2 separate regions of the Homo sapiens genome follow, and region 2 is linked to region 1. A link is a loop called in an ENCODE intact Hi-C map of the cell type or tissue named here. Cell type or tissue: A673. All regions are shown on one strand. Each heading gives the region's core, and the rest is flanking DNA. Links, peaks and the distances in the headings are about the cores only.

The links. Peaks named below come from ENCODE experiments on the same cell type or tissue, not always from the same donor. Only the 100,000 strongest peaks of a DNase experiment are listed, where the experiment ranks them.
Region 2: a loop joins it to region 1, with 6 times the contacts of the local background. A loop is called at or near these places in 12 of 110 quality-filtered maps.

What each region holds. Positions count from the first base shown.
Region 1 is chr9:69,915,136-69,923,462 of GRCh38, reverse strand. No RefSeq gene overlaps it. Among named protein-coding and RNA genes, the nearest start is that of CFAP95, 98 kb to the right of the region's middle. In A673, for the core only: CTCF peaks have their summits at 3,609 and 3,808 (motif pointing right); a DNase peak (open chromatin) is centred at 3,822; H3K27me3 peaks cover 2,642 bases.
Region 2 is chr9:69,805,067-69,813,393 of GRCh38, reverse strand. No RefSeq gene overlaps it. Among named protein-coding and RNA genes, the nearest start is that of CFAP95-DT, 12 kb to the left of the region's middle. RefSeq lists an enhancer at 1,687-1,981. In A673, for the core only: a CTCF peak has its summit at 3,915 (motif pointing left); a DNase peak (open chromatin) is centred at 3,903; H3K27ac peaks cover 397 bases.

The sequences.
Region 1 (8,327 bases), core at 299-8,298:
TACAGGTGCCTGCCACCATGCCCGGCTAATTTTTTGTATTTTTAGTAGAGATGGGGTTTCACCATGTTAGCCAGGATGGTCTCGATCTCCTGACCTCGTGATCTGCCTGCCTTGGCCTCCCAAAGTGTTGGGATTACAGGCATGAGCCACCGCACCCAGCCTCTTTATTTATTTATTTATTTATTTATTTATTTATTTTTAGACAGAGTCTCGCTCTGTCGCCCAGGCTGGAGCGCAGGGGCACAATCTCGGCTCACTGCAACCTCTGCCTCCCGGATTCCTGCCATTTTCCTGCCTCAGCCTCCTGAGTAGCTGGCACTACAGGCGCCCTCCACCACGCCTGGCTAATTTTTTTGTATTTTTAGTAGTGATGGGGTTTCACCAAGTTAGCCAGGATGCTCTCGATCTCCTGACCTCATGATCCACCCGCCTCGGCTTCCCAAAGTGCTGGGATTATTTCTTCATTTGCTGTATGCCTTTAGGATCATTTCCAGAGGCTTTGAGTTAGTTTGCTTTTAATAATTTTCACCAGTTTCTCTGTGGAGCAAGCTGGCAGAGCTCCTCACACAGTAATGCAGGAAGTTCAGCAACCCTTCATTTTAATGGATTTATTCATTGCTAACTCACAGCAGAATGGCTATGGAGTATATGTCATTAATGCCTAACGGATTTGCAGCAACTAGTGGCATAGTATGGGATCTCCAACTAATAATAAAAAGATGCTTATGGTGAAATGGTGATTTGCTGTGGTGAGATCACAGGCACTAAGAGAAAACAACCCATAGAAGGTTTGGGTTTGTCAGTAATAGGATAGACACTATACAGTAACATAAATGATTAAACATCAGAAACTCAACCTATGGTATACAGGCTTTGAAGAAGCTGTAAACCAATTAGTCTTTTTATCTTTCAGTAACAGCCTGGAAAACTGGATTTTAATTCAAGCTCAGCTTGACTTCTGAGCTATGCAGAATAAGAGACGTTGGTGATATAAAATGGGAAAACAGTTGATTAAGTCTCATCTGAGTTTTAAAAGCTAAATGCTTGGAAATGCTCTAGTCATTTAAAATAATCACGTTTACATCTATCTTGATGAAAATGAGGTAATGCTGAAGCTCAGAATGATGCTCAGCTCTGGAAGGTATTTCATATTGTACAAAATCTTCCGAGAGGTGCTGAGCAGAGCAGCTGCTTAATCAGGAATATTAAGAACACAGAATTCTTTTGTTGCAATTGTACCTTTTCTTTTATTGATAGAGTAAACTCTGTAAAATATTTGAAGAGATTTATTCTGAGCCAAATATGAGTGACCATGTCCTGTGACACAGCCCTCAGGAGGTCCTGAGAACATGTGCCCAAGGTGGTTAGGATACAGCTTGGTTTTATATATTTTAGAGAGGCATGAGACATCAATCAAATACATTTAAGCACGACATTGGTTTGGTTCAGAAAGGTGGGACAACTCAAAGCGGGGGATTCCAGGCTATAGGTAAATTTGAACATTTTGTGGTTGACAATTGGTGGAGTTTATCTGAAGACCTGGGATTAATGGAAAGGAATGTTCAGGTTAAGATAAAGGATTGTGGGGACCAAGTTTTAGTGTGCAGAGGAATTTCTCAGCAGACTTTAGAGAGACAGTAGGTTGTAAAATGTTTCTTATGGGACTTAAAAGGGTGCCAGCCTCTTAGTTAATTATCTCCTGGATCTGGAAAGAAGGGAGGAAAACAAAGGGGGAAGGGGATTCTCCAGAGAATGTGGATTTTTCCCCACAAGAGACTTTGCAGGGCAACTTCAAGATATGGCAAGGAAATGTATTTTGGGGTTAAATATTTTTCCTCGTCTCATAACGTTATGCCAAAGTCAGACTGAAAAGTCAGTCACAATATATAGGGTCAAATAAAACCCATCTGACAAGAATTTATGGTTCATAGGGCATGACTCCCTAGACCCCTTAGGTAGGAATTTGAGCAAGAGAAAAATCAGAGCTTAGTCCTCACTTTGATGCTAAAATCTAAGAATCACCAATGAATTTTAAATTTAAAAAGGCTATGATTTCTAAAGATGTTTCAGGAGGAAGAGAAATGTAGTGTGCTCAAATACATATTCTTAGACTTTCAACACTAGGATTCTTTTCTCTCTCTTCATGTACTTAAAATCATTTCCATAATACTTTCATATCTTCTATGCAGAATATATGAGAACAGTAGGGGATCCCAGCATTTACTTCATTGGTTTAGAACTAAGATTTCTCACCCTGCTGCCTGTGGTTACTGAAAAGGCTCACTTTCCCCAGAGAATAACTCCCCCTGCATCTGTGTCCAGAGCCAGCATGAAATAGTATTAATCTAGATGGCTCCCATTTTGTAAATCACCTTTTGAAACTTTTTTGAATTTATAAACACCATATTAGTTTTCCTTGCACGTACAAATCAAGTAATAATGTCAATGAAGTCATATACATGCTTATTATGTACTAGAATCTGTTCTAAATGCTTCATGTATATTAATACATTAATCATCACAACTACCTATGAGGTATGTGAGGCACAAAGAGGTTAAGTAACTTTCTCAAGGTGACACAGCTGGCAAACGGCAGAGCTGAATAAGCATAGAGTGGTTCAAACAATAAAGTCACAATGGCTTTAGGGTCTCCCCCTCTCTCTCTCTTTCTCTCTCTATCCTTACTAGTTGTCCGTATTCACATACAGGCATATAAGGATCGTGTTACTACCGTGGGCAGATAAAAGTAATGCACCGAGTTGATCGCAAAAGATTTGCGTGGGCATCTTAGCACTGCGAGATGGGTTTAAGGCTGGGACAGCTGGACCAACAAAAATAGAACCAGATACTCAGATGTGTTTGGACATTTCTATTCAAAAGCAACTTTAAGTCATTTACCAGGAATGATCCAAAGTCATTTATACAGGAGCAATAAAAACAAAAATTTGAAACTCTACCCCAACACACATATCACTCCCCAACTCCATTCAAAGTCACCAATTTCCAGTTCAGAAAAACAATCAAACCCCAAAGCAGCTCTATTGGCACCAAGACCTAATCAAGAAGATTGGCTGTGCAAAGAAATGATCAATCATCTGTCAAGAATCAGTACTTATTAATGTGGGAAATATCATTTAATTGGCCATTTGGAGTTGCAGACCTGGCAGCACCTGGAATTATCCTTCATATAATTTAATTAACAATAAGCTCTTGAAGGAGCAAAAATCACATCTCACACATCTTTGTATATCTCTTCGTGTCTGACACACAGTAGGCAATCTAGAAATATTTATTAACTTGAGTTGATGCCCTAAATGCTATAAAACGTTAGAGAAGTACATCGTGTGCAATTTGTGATTATATTCACATTGAAGATCTCGACATTGCATAATTTGAGGAAATCACTTCCTCTCTCTGCACATATATTTTCTCATCAGGAAAATGAAGAATTGGATTGTAGGATCTCTCGGGATTTATTCTAGCTCTAAAAGCCTAAATTCAGATCAGCAGTCTATGTCCCAACATGGGGAAGATTGAATGTCAAGTTCATGTTCTTATTTGTCTTAAGATCTGAGTTAAATTTTATCTCTGAAGTAGAAGGTAGCAGGGATGTGGTGGCTGACTTATCAACAGTGAGATTTACACATTTTTTCTTATTACAAACCACAAGCCAGTCAATGAGGCAATGTCTATATATGTAGTGAAGAATGGAAACCCCTGAGCTGTGAACCCCTATCCTGTACAGTGTATGCTTTTTGGACCTCCAGTTAAAAAGAAAGGAGAAAACTCACATCCTCCAGTAGAGGGAGCCAGATTTAAACATTAACCAGACCACAGTTTATTCCGTGGCACTGTTTGCTGCATCTAGAAAGAGAAAACTTGTATTTTGATACAGAATCCTCATTTCTGGGTCTTACATAAGTAAAAACTGTTTATGAGACCAACACTAATTCTCCAAAAGCTTTTTCTCAGTAAGAGATATTTTTCTTTACCCTTCTCTATTTATTTCATCAGAAGTGGTAGCAGTTTTATTAAATGTTTTAGCCTGTGGTTATCTGAGTTCAAATTCAAATAAAACATACAGATCTCTGAAGGTGTTACTACAGCTTAGTTATTTCTTAAAGTGAGGATATTTTTATTAGTTCTTCATTGTGCACTGCTTACAGGTCAAGAGAAAAGTCCATTAAGAATAGCATTTTGGTTGAGACCAGCCTAGGCAAGATGGCGGAACCCCATCTCTACAAAAAGTAAAAAATTATGCCTGGGCGAGGTGGCTGACGCCTGTAATCCCAGCACTTTGAGAGGCCAAGGCAAGCAGATCACCTGAGGCCAGGAGTTCAAGACCAACCTGGCCAACACTGTGAAACCCCGTCTCCACTAAAATACAAAAATTAGCCGGGCGTGGTGGTGCACGCCTGTGGTCCCAGCTACTAGGGAGGTTTAAGTGGAGGGATCACTTGAGCCCAGGAGGCAGAGGTTACAGTGAGCCAATATCACACCCCTGCAATCCAGCCTGGGCAATCAGCAAGATCCCTGTCTTCAAAAAAAAAAAAGCATTTCGTGTTGATTATGAGAGAGAGAAAGCAGCTTATGGACTGTAGGCTTCATTCCCTTGTGTAGGGAAGTTTATACACTTTTAAATCATGAGGACTCATCTCTTGGGAACTCTTATGAGTTGAATTGTGTCCCCTATGTCCCCTCTAAAAGTCATATGTTGAAGTCCTAACCCCCAATGCCTCGAAATGTGGCCTTATTTGGAAATAGGGACTTGGAGATGTAACTGGTTAAGACGAGGTCATACAGAAGTGGGGAGGATCCCTAATCCAATGTGACTGGTGTCCTTATAACAAGGGGGAATTTGGGCACGGACACGCGCACAGGGAGAACGCCATGTGATGAGGAAGGCAGAGATCCGGGTGATGCCACACACCACCAAAGCTCAAGAGAGGCATGGAACAGAGTCTTCCTCACACCCTCAGCAGAAAAACCTGCTGACAGCTAGATCTCAAACTTCTGGCCTCCAGAACTGTGAGACAAATTTCTGTTGTTTAAGCTGCTTGGTTTGTGGCACTTTGTTACAGTAGCTGTAGCAAACTAAAACAGGAAGTTATTTCATTCTCTTGTAGTGTTTAGAATAAATGTATTCTTTCTAAACGTCATTTCCAGTTTCTTTTCGTTTTAATTTTTTAAACAAAAAAAACCTTTTAATATTTCAAAGAAATACAAAGGCATTGTAGAAGCTAGAAAATACAGATAAACAAGAATAAGAAAATGAAAATATCATGTTCCCACAAACCAGACAGTAGCCCTTTAAAAGCTTATTACACATCCTTTCAGGTCTTTTTTATATGTTTATAAACATAAATGATATTTTTGTCAAAATTCTATTGCACATAATGTTTTATATTCTGCTTTACTCACTGATGATCTACATCTTTCCACATCAGTAAATTTTCATTTTTCTCATACCTAGTCCATAGTCTAATAACTTCAATAGTCACAGAATTCTTTTACAATTGCTTTCTCCAAACAACAATGTGATCCAGGCTTCCTCTTCTAATCTAGCAGAATTCCTTTTTGTCCTTCTAAACCTCACTGACTTGTTAAATAAACTGGCCAATTGTCCTACATAATGTCCCATCTTCTCAATCTGTCTGGCTGTTTCCTTGTGGTACCATTTAGTTTACTGTTATATCCTTTGTGTTTCCTATAAACTACAAGAACTAACAGCTCAAGGTATTCAAGTTAAACGTTTAGCTAGACTACATCATAGGTGATATTACATAATCTCACATGAAACATTTTCAAGTGGTAGTCTGGTAAAATCCTCAAAATAGAATATTGTTAATTAGAATGTAATATAGACATTTACATATTATGTAAATTCATTTTCTCTAAGGCGGGAAGTAGTGAAAGATGTTTCCTGAATATGATCATATCCCATGCAATAGTAATCTCCTGAGTATACCTATTAATTTGCTTTCCACAAGGGAAGATGTGAAATATGTATTCCTAAACACAAATCAAAGTCACCTATTGAAGTTTTCTAAGAATTTCCAAAGATTTCCTTGACCTCATCCATTTTATTAACTTTCAATTCAGTCTACTTCAGCAATACGTCATTCATTTATTCATTCACTGATCAAATATTTATTGAGCATCTACCATATGTCATACTCTATCCTACCTACTGGGGATATGAAAGCAGAATGCTCATGTCCTCATGGAATTTATATGCCCCATTCTATTTATAAGTCAGAACTGGCTCAGCCTGAAATCTTAAACTTGGTTTACATGCTGTCTCATCACAGGCTCACATCCTCTTGGTTTTCTCACTTCCTCACTACTCTGAATCTCATAATTCCACCACACTAGGACCTACAGTCCCTTGGCCACTCTACATACCCGAGTTGACCCGGTTGTCCTTCTTATGGAGTTGGACCCATGGATGGTGAAGCACTTGAGCTACCCTCTGACAGCTCCAACTCTTCAGCACTTTATTCTACACAGCCTTGTCTGCAATGATCTTCTCACTACACTTACTCTTCGTTAGTAAACTCAGACCTCCCTTTGTATCTACCAAGAGAACTCTCATAGCTCCAGATCATCCTACTGGGCTTCATTCCCATTATGTCCAACTACCTGCTAGATGTCCCCACCTGGATGTTCCGAAGTTAACATATTCCAAATGGAACTCTTCTTCCTTCCCATTCCCAGTTTTCCTTCAGTGTTCTCTGTCATTATTCATGGTACCATTGATGTAATCATAGGCACCCACCGGGCCCCTCCCCATCTAATTAGTCACTGAGACCTGACCAGTCTCAGGCTCAAACATCTGTCTGCTGCTTTGTCTATGCTGCCGCCATCTCTCTTGTACTCTTATGGTAGCATCCTTGCTGTTCTTCCTACTTCCAGCCCTGTTCCCTTCAAGTATTCCTCTACACCACCTTTGAGTTATCTTTCTAATCATAGTTCTGTCGGGTTACTCAACTTCCTAAAGCTCATCACCTCCTGGATAAAGTCTTTTTTTCTTCACGGCCTTTCACAATGTGGCTCTTACCTTCATCTATGACCTCAGCTCCCCCTACTCCCTGCCACTCTCCCAAACTTCAGGAACTTTCCAAAAGGTACCCTGCCTCTGCCACCTTTCTCTAGCCATGACCTCTGTCTGCAATTCCCTCCTCATCCCTTCTTGTCCCCCTGTACCCACACCCACTTCCTTTTGGCCAAATATGTACTCTTTGTTTTTCATGTATTAACTCTAGTGCCCCTCTTTACTGAGAAGCCTTCTCTGATATTCCCCAAGAAACTGAAGCACATTTCTAGAATCCCCCTGCATCTTCACACATATGTATTATAACACTATCTAACATATTACAGTTTTCAGTTAGTAGGTCTATTTCCCATATAATCTATTGTTTTAGAGACAGGCCAATCCTTTCCTGGTGCCAGTCCTGGGTGTTTAATAAATACTTGTGGAACGAGGGAATAAACGGACAACATACTTTTCTAATAGCAACACAGCACTGCGAGGTCCTCAACTGTGAAAAGTGTTTACTATCCAAAACCCATTTGCGGACCATATTTAAATAAATGTCAAAAAGCACATTTGTTTTCTTTTGTTGTTTTTGTTGAGACAGAATCTCACTCTGTCGCCCAGGCTGGAGTGCAGTGTTGCCATCTCGGGTCACTGCAAGCTCCGCCTCCTGGGTTCACACCATTCTCCTGCCTCAGCCTCCCGAGTAGCTGGGACTACAGGTGCCTGCCACCATGCCTGGCTAATTCTTTTTTTTTTTTTTTTTTTTTTTTTGTATTTTTAGTAGAGACAGGGTTTCACCGTGTTAGCCAGGATGGTCTCAATCTCCTGATCTCATGATCCGCCTGCCTCGGCCTCCCAAAGTGCTGGGATTACAGGTGTGAGCTACCGCGTCCGGCCAAAAAGCACATTTGTTTTCTTTAATAAACTTTCTTTTCGAAGTATAATACACATATGGAAAAGTGAACAAATCGTAAGCTTACAGCCCAATAAATTTTTACAAAATGAACTACCACTTAGTCCAAGAAAAAGAGCAGTATCTCCCTGAAGCAGCCTTAGTGGCTCTCCCAGTCATACCTTCCAAAGATAATCACCGTTTCAACCTCTAACATTCTAGATTAGTTTCACCTTAAGTATATGCTTTGAATTTTTTTTTTTTTTTTTTTTTTTTTTTTTTTTTTTTTTTGGTGATGGGGTCTCACTCTGTCTTCCAGGCTGGAGTGCAGTGGCAAGATCTCAGCTCACTGCAACCTCCGGGCCCCCCCCCTCCCCCACCGGCTCAAGCGATTCT
Region 2 (8,327 bases), core at 273-8,272, 110 kb after region 1:
ACTTTTGCTTACTACTCTTTGTTGAGAGCCATCAAAGTGCTACATTTTTAAATGTATGTACAAAAATAAGTTTGGTAGTTGACAATCAATCTCTCTTCCTGTTCAAAGAAGACCCAAAGCAGAACTGTTAGTTCATTTACCTTCAAGTGCCTTTTGCTTTTTTCTAATCTAAACTCCCACACATGGAATGTAGCAGTGCCTCCACAATTCCCAGAAAGTTTCTAAGCACCTGCATGTGGCGTCCTGTCCAAGGTCAATTTGACTGTCAGAATTTATTGTCATCAAGCCCTTCAGCAAGTTGTGCACCTTATCACTATGGCTCCACAAATAGTTTTATTTGAGTGATATAGTCCTAAATCACCTAAATCTGAGAGTAATAAAAAGCAGTTTCAAAGATTCACACAGTAATTTCATTAAGGTTTCTAGATAAAACACGATGGCCATGAGGTGGTTTGGGAGAAAAAACAGTTGTCACTTCTGTTTGCCTTTCATTTCCTGCCCATGTTCCTTTTTGAACTGAAGGATAAGCTGTATAGCTGACCTAAGGGTTTCTTACCATGAGTCTCTGAGGCTACCAGGAAACTGACCCTATTCTGGCTCTGCAGTGTTAAATTTAAGAGTATGTATACTTGGACCAGAACAGAATCCAGTAGTCTGGAGAGACCAAAGGTGATAAATGAGGACTGTTCACACCTAGGTTTACTGTACTGTATTGTATTGCCCCTTGTAATCATTTTTTGTGTTGTATTGAGAGATTGAATATACAAATGAAAAATGACCAGACCACACATAAAAGGAGAACTCTGACCCACAGCCTGTAACAACCGGCCCTGGAACTCAACCAGCCCAGGAAGCCAGCCTGCTATAAGTCAGACTTGTGGAAAGTCAGACTACTATCTCCATTGACAGTCTTGAAAGCCAAACGATGGTTCCTAGAATAATCAACCCCAAATGGCCAGGACTTTGAGGTAGGAGATTAGCAGGACTTGTCCTCTAAGCACCAGTCATGACCCTGCTGATAAAACAAGATGTAGCAAAGAAACTGACCCAAAACTGCCAGGACTAGGAACTATAACACATTTGCATAAGACACTCCCACCAGTGCTTTGACAGTTTACAAATGATGCCATGGTAATGAACCAGAAGTTGCCTTATATGGTTCTTGGAACTTGTCGTCCCTTTTCCAGAAAGTTTGTAAATAATTCGCCCTTTATTTAACATACAATTAAGAGTGGGTATAAGTACAGTTAACCAGGAATTCACAAGTGCTAGTCTGGTCCACTCTAACTATAGGGTAGCCCTGCTGTGTCTATGGCGCAGGCATTTACGTGTACACTGTTTCTCTAATAAACTTGCTTTCTTTCCCTGTTGGCTTACTCTTGAATTCTTTCCTGAGAAAAGCCAAGAACCTTCCCAGGTGAAGCCTCAATTTGGGGGTACACCTGCATCAGCCTAGTGACCATGAAGGGATGAAGGAACAAACAATACAAACAAGACAAACAAGACAAGGACTCATTACAGGTGGGAGCTGTAAGTCTATAGGGCTTTAATGCTATGGAGCTGTGCAGCAGTAGCCAAAGCATCCTTTCAGAGCCATTATGTTTCCTGGTGACTAACAGGCTGAGGGAACCTGAGGGAAATCTTCACCCATAACCCAAATTAAAACTGATCGGCACCAACTGGCTTCCACGGATGGCTGAGTCTCTCTTTTGTTCCCCATTGATATCGACCTTTCTGGGTGAATGAGGAAGTGGAAACAGGACCTCTGGCTTGATAATTTGTTATCCCCTGTCATTTAGGTGGCCCAGAAGGGAGCATGACTGGCATGTTTTTGTTGCTCTTTCTCTCAGACCTTTCTCTTTTGCGTCTCTAACGGCCAGCCATTTTACTTTTACACCAATTTCATTATCGCATTTGTGGTCTTTGCTTTGGCTATGGGAACAATTGTTTATTTTGAGAGGTTTTCGCATTGTACTGATTGTGGAACACCAGAGTCACATTGTTCTGTGGCCCCAGTTATGTTAGGTCTTGGGTCTTTGTGGTTCACTGTTGGCCAACCCTCACATGCCCCAGGGTTTTTGGCATTTGGGAAAGGGACCCTCGTTGGCCAATGCTCCAGGTTTTTTGGCAGTAGGCACCCTTTTAACGTTGTTTGCCTTTGTCATACTGCTCATTTCAGTAAACACTTTCTTTGCTTTTTGTAGAATTCAGACTATGAGAATCCCATTACCCTCTCCTTCTATATTTTCCTTGTTAAAACACCTCTTTTGTCATAGTCCACTTACTGGTAGAAGCAGTCACCACTCCACTGCCCAGTCATATCTCAAAATTCACTTTTGTCATGCCCTGCTAACTGTATTTATGCCCCCTTTGCAAGAATTGGTGAAAATTCCCCTACTGACCTTTCTTGAGGAAAAGGGAGGTGGGAATCTGAAAGGGAAAATAAGTGGGCTCTCGCTAGACTTAGAAAAGTTTCTGCATCTAGTACAGATCCTTGCTAAACATGGGGACGACAACCAAGCATCCCAAGGGACTCGCTGCTAGGATGCCTTTTAGGCAATTGGAACAAATTCCAATCAGACAGCACAAAGTGAAAGAAACTCTTTTTCTATTGCAACACCATTTGGGTTCAATACAAATTGGGAGACCAAGAAATCTGGCCTAAAATGATATTATTTATAACTGGACTTATTCTGTAAAAAAGGAAGGAAAGTAGGGAGAGGTTCTTTATGTACCGGCTTTCTTTTTTTTTTTTTTTGAGACGGAGTCTCGCTCTGTCGCCCAGGCTGGAGTGCAGTGGCGCGATCTCGGCTCACTGCAAGCTCCACCTCCCGTGTTCACGCCATTCTCCTGCCTCAGCCTCACGAGTAGCTGGGACTACAGGCGCCCGCTACCACGCCCGGCTAATTTTTTGTATTTTCAGTAGAGACGGGGTTTCACCCTGTTAGCCAGGATAGTCTCAATCTCCTGACCTCGTGATCCGCCCGCCTCGGCCTCCCGAAGTGCTGGGATTACAGGCGTGTATGTACCGGCTTTTATGGCCCCTTACCAGGATCCGGACTTAAGGGACAACTGTAGGATTCGTGTGGCTCATCTCACTTCCAGGCACAAAGAAGCCACACCAGATATCCCAGATAATGCCCTCCCAGTGACTCCTCTCAGAAGGCCCGTGCCTCCTCCCCAGTGCCGAGCCTCCTCAGTTCCCCAATTCTGAAGTGGCTCCCATCCAAGGTTACCAAACACCCTTCTCCCTTATCCAACTAAACCCAGCCTGTAACCACTGCTGCCCAAGGAAGTAAGTCCAACCAATACCACCAAGAGTAGGTCCCCATATCAGCCCCTAAAACTGAGCCTGTGTCCATTTTGAGAGGTAGCTGATGGAGATGTGGGGACAACCAGTATATGTGCCTTTTTCTAAGTCTGATTTGACTTTACGCAAAGAGAAATTTGGTGAGTTTTCAGAGGACTCAGGGAAGTTTGTAGAATAGTTTGTTAAGTTGACCATGTCCTTTGACTTAACTTGACATGAGTTACAAATATTATTGTCCACCTGTACTCTACTTTAGAGGAGAAAAAGGGTTCTGGGAACTGCCTGTGAATATGCAGATGGAGTGGCTGCTCATAACTAAGGCCATGCCATTTATCGTGTGAGGGGAGATCCAGTTCCAGATCTGGACCTTCTGTGGTATTACCAGAGGGCTTCCCAAGACCTCAAATGCTAAATCACATGGTAGCTCGTTTAATTGAAGGTATGAAAAAGTATGTGGTTAAGCCACTCAATCATGAAAAGGTTAGAGAAGTAACTCAGGGGAAGGACAAAAATCCTGCTCTGTTTTAGGGCTGTTTGGTTGAGGCCCTCAGGAAATATACAAATGCAGACCCAGACTCCCCGGAAGGGCGCCATCTCCTGGGTATAAATCTTATTACTCAGCTTGCTCGTGACATTAGGAGGAAGCTGCAAAAGGCAAAAATGGGACCTCAAACCCCTATGAGCCAACACGTAAAGATGGCCTTTGGAGTTTACAATAGAGACAGGGTAGAAGAGGCGGAGAAAAACAAAAGAAATAACCAAAAAGCACAATTGTCCGTGGCTGCCTCAAGCCCCTTGCCACCTGAAGGTTACCCATTCCGACTAAGTGTAATGAGATCAGCATCTGGGATGCCCAGATGAGAGCCCTCAACTTGCTGGCCCTTGGGCCAGAATCAGCACACCTTCTGTAATCAAGAGTAGCACTGGAAAAGAGACTACCCCAGGCTCCCAAGAGAGCCTGGGCCACCCAAACCCATAACGGCCAAGACAACAGAGGCTGACAGGGCCCAAGGTTCTCTTCAGCTCCCACAGGATACCTTACCATCTCCACAGAGGAGCCCCCGGTAACCCTTGATGTGGCAGGCTGAGCAATGAAAAATAATTAAGCTTTTCCACAACTCCTCACATTTGGGATGGGATTCTCTATTCAAATTGGTTTCCCAAATATTCCTGGGGAAGGGACTATTCCAGGCTGCAAAAGGATCTCCAGGGCCTGTGAACTCTGTGCTCATAATAGCCCAGAAAGCCACCCCATGCCCCAACCCCTGCTCAAACCTACGTTAACACCAAGAAATATAACCTAGGGAAGACTTGCAAATAGATTTCACCCAGATGCCATTTGCTAGCACTTGTAGACATATTCACCAGGTAGATAGAAACTTTCCCTACAAGGACAGAAAAAGCACTGGAAGTGTGCAATTTCTTACTTCAATCATTCCAAGGTTTGGATTACCAAAAAGTTTGCAAAGTAATAACAAACCTTCATTCACAGCTAGGGTGACCCAGCCTTAGGCTTCCTCAGCCTCAGGCATTACCTATCATCTTCACTCCTCATGGAGGCCTCAATCCTCATATAAAGTAGAAAAAGCCAACCCTGTTTCAAAAAGGATATTAACGAAGCTCCGTCAGGAGACCTTGGAGGCCTGTGTTTCTCTCCTACCTATAGTTCTCTTGCACATAAGCATGGCTCCAAAGGGAACATTAAAACTTAGCTCATTTGAAACGATGTATGGGAGGCCCTTTTTAACTTCAGACCTCCTGTTTTATGAGGAGACACATAGAATACTCACCCATATTATCAACTCAGGTCAGGTTCAAAAGGCCCTTCAAGATTATGGAAATAAAGTATTGTTATTCTCCACAAAGGAAAAGAATAGCATCCCTGTTCAACCAGAAGACTTAGTCTTACTAAAAACTTGGAAAGAAGGATCCTCTGAGGATCAATTACAACTGAAATGGAAGGGCCCCTATCAGATGTTGTTGAGTACCCCACTGTTGTGAAACTTAAGGTAGTCACTAGCTGGATACACCTGCCCAGGATTAAACCTGTTTCTTATGAGTCTCTGGAGACACAGGAGGAGGACACCATGACCTATACTTATGAACCCCTAGAAGACCTAAAGCTGTTGTTTCGCAGGCCGGGCACGGTGGCTCATACCTGTAATCGCAGCACTTTGGGAGGCCGAGGTGGGCAGATCACCAGGTCAGGAGATCGAGACCATCCTGGCTAACACAGTGAGACCCCGTCTCTACTAAAAATACAAAAAATTAGCCGGACGTGGTGATGGGCGCCTGTAGTCCCAGCTACTCAGGAGGCTGAGGCAGGAGAATGGTGTGAACCTGGGAGGCAGAGCTTGCAGTGAGCCGAGATCACGCCACTGCACTCCAGCCTGGGAGACAGTGCAAGACTCCGTCAAAAAAAAAAAAAGTTGTTGTTTGTTGTTTCACAAACACATAGATAAGTAGCATGGCAAGGAGGAGTATGTGCAGTAATAAACCACACCTGTTCTTATGTTAACAATTCAGGGTTAGTTGAATTGCAAATTCAAAAGATTTACCAACAGACTACCTAGTTACATAATTTTAATAACTTTAGTAACCCCACCACTCAAAACATCTGGGACTCTGTCAAAGGATACCTACCAAGTGTAATGTGGATTTGTTTAACCTTTCCTAGGCCCTTTACTAGCTATCTTATTACTAATCTTTGGCCCTGGCTTATTTAACCTCTGTAAAGTTTGTGCTTTCTAGATTACAACAATTCCATGTGAGTGTGATATTGGCACAGGACTTCCAACCCATCCCATCTTCTAACTGAAAAAATAAGAAATCCTGCCTTTGGGTCCCTTAATTCAGGCATCTAGAGATTTTTCGGGTTTTTTTTGAGACAGAATCTCACTCTGTCGCCCAGGCTGGAGTGCAATGGTGTGATGTTGGCTCACTGCAACCTCTGCTTCCTGGGTTCAAAAGATTCTCCTGCCTCAGCCTCCTGAGTAGCTGGGATTACAGGCACATGCCACCATGCCCAGCTAATTATTATACTTGTAGTAGAGACAGGGTTTCACCATGTTGGCCAGGCTGGTCTCAAACTCCTGGCATTAAGTGATCTGCCCGCCTTGGCCTCCCAAACTGCTGGGATTACAGGCATGAGCCACCACACTCAGCCTCTAGAGATTTTTTTACTTCTCCAATGCTAGGCCGGGCCTACACTCGTAAAATCAGCAGGAAGCAGTTTGAGGAGATGGACTCCACCCTTCAATAACCCGTAAAGATTAAGGAGGAGTATATAATCTGTGAGGGGGAAATGAGGTGGGAGATCAGCAGATCAACTTGTTTTCCAAGCACTGGTCGCCACCCTGGTGATTAAAACAGGACGCAGCAAAGAAACTGGCCAAAACTAGCTAGAGTACACTGTTGCTTTAATAAATTTGCCTTCTTTCACTATCAGCTCACTCTTGAATTCTTTCCTCAGTGAAACCAAGAATCCTCCTGGGCTAAGCCCCAATTTTGGGGTTCACCTGCATCAACTTGATTAACTGAGTTTCCCTAATTTTTGTCCCCAGTATGCCTACAGCTTTCCCATACCCAGAGTTATAATGTGTTTGCATAAGACACTCCCACTAGCACCGTGACAGTTTATAAATGAGGCTGTGGCAATGACCCAGAAGTTACCTTATGTGGTTCTGGGAACTCCTCACCTCTTTTCCAGACAGTTTGTGAATAACCTATCCCTTTTTAGCACATAATTAAGAGCGGGTATAAATAGCCACCAATCCACAAGTGCTACTCTGGGCCACTCTGCCTATAGGGTAGCCCTGCTCTGTCTATGGAGCAGTCATTTTCTGTTCACTGTGGCTCTAGTACATTTGCTTTCTTTCACTGTCAGCTTACTTTTCAATTCCTTCCTGAGTGAAACCAAGAACCCCCCTGGGCTGAGCTCCAATTTTGGGGTTTGCCATCATCAACTTGATAATTGGCTGACAGTTTCGTAATTTTTGTCCCCAGCATGTCTACAGCTTCCCCATGCCAAAACCCTCCAATCCAAGCATGCTTGAAGTCTTCCCTTTTTTGCAGTCCTGTGCCTGCCTTTGAGTTCTCTGCCAAAATGCAACTGACAGTGGCTGACTCCTTTGCTACAGCAAGCTTGTTCTAAACAGCTTTTGCTTGTTCTCATTTGGTTGGTCTTCAATTACTTCCATGGTATAAAGCTAAGTTTAATGGGTGCTCCTGGCTCCAATGAGGTGGTCCCTAGAACATACTCAGACTAGCCTACTTAGAGAACTAATCCAGGATTGGGTGTAAGTATAGATGTAAAGAGAAAGACCATTTAGTCCCCAGAAGGACCGATTATGGCCTTTACTCAGATGTTATCATCTGTAACTATGCACCCTGTAGTGAAGATTTTAGAAGAATAAACCTCTATCTGTCCTGAATGATGTTGTTGATCTTTATAATGTACATCACAACTGTGTTGATTTCCTTTTATATCCTTTAGATAAATAAACCCTGTTTGATCTACCCAAGGAGTATGTGTCCAGTGTTTCCACCATTCTGAGCTTACAACTGGCATTGGTCAATACTATGGTCATGCACTTTCCACTTTTCAGTTCGGATAGGTAGGGATTATATATTTTGGGGATGAATATAGAGACTTTTTCTTCTGTCCATGGGTAAAATTTATAAATAGATGACTGCTTATGGTAGTATTTGTTAACCTGGGGCCAGGTATCATTTAGGGGAGAAAGGGCATTCTAGGCAGAGAGAGCAGCATTAGAAAAGGCAAGGAGGCAGGAAGGCACAGAGCAAGGTGATGCATCTCACAGGCCTCTGCAACACGGCATATTGTTCACATCTAATTTGAAATGCAAGCTTTCGTCTTCTACAGGCAGAGGAATTAATGGAAGAAAAGACTGAAGCAAACAGCTGTGCCCTAAGGGGAGCCTTCTTAAGACCGCTTATTTCTAGGTTCTCTTGCACTAAGGAGGGCAAGCGACATCATAGGCTTAGCTTAGCCCCA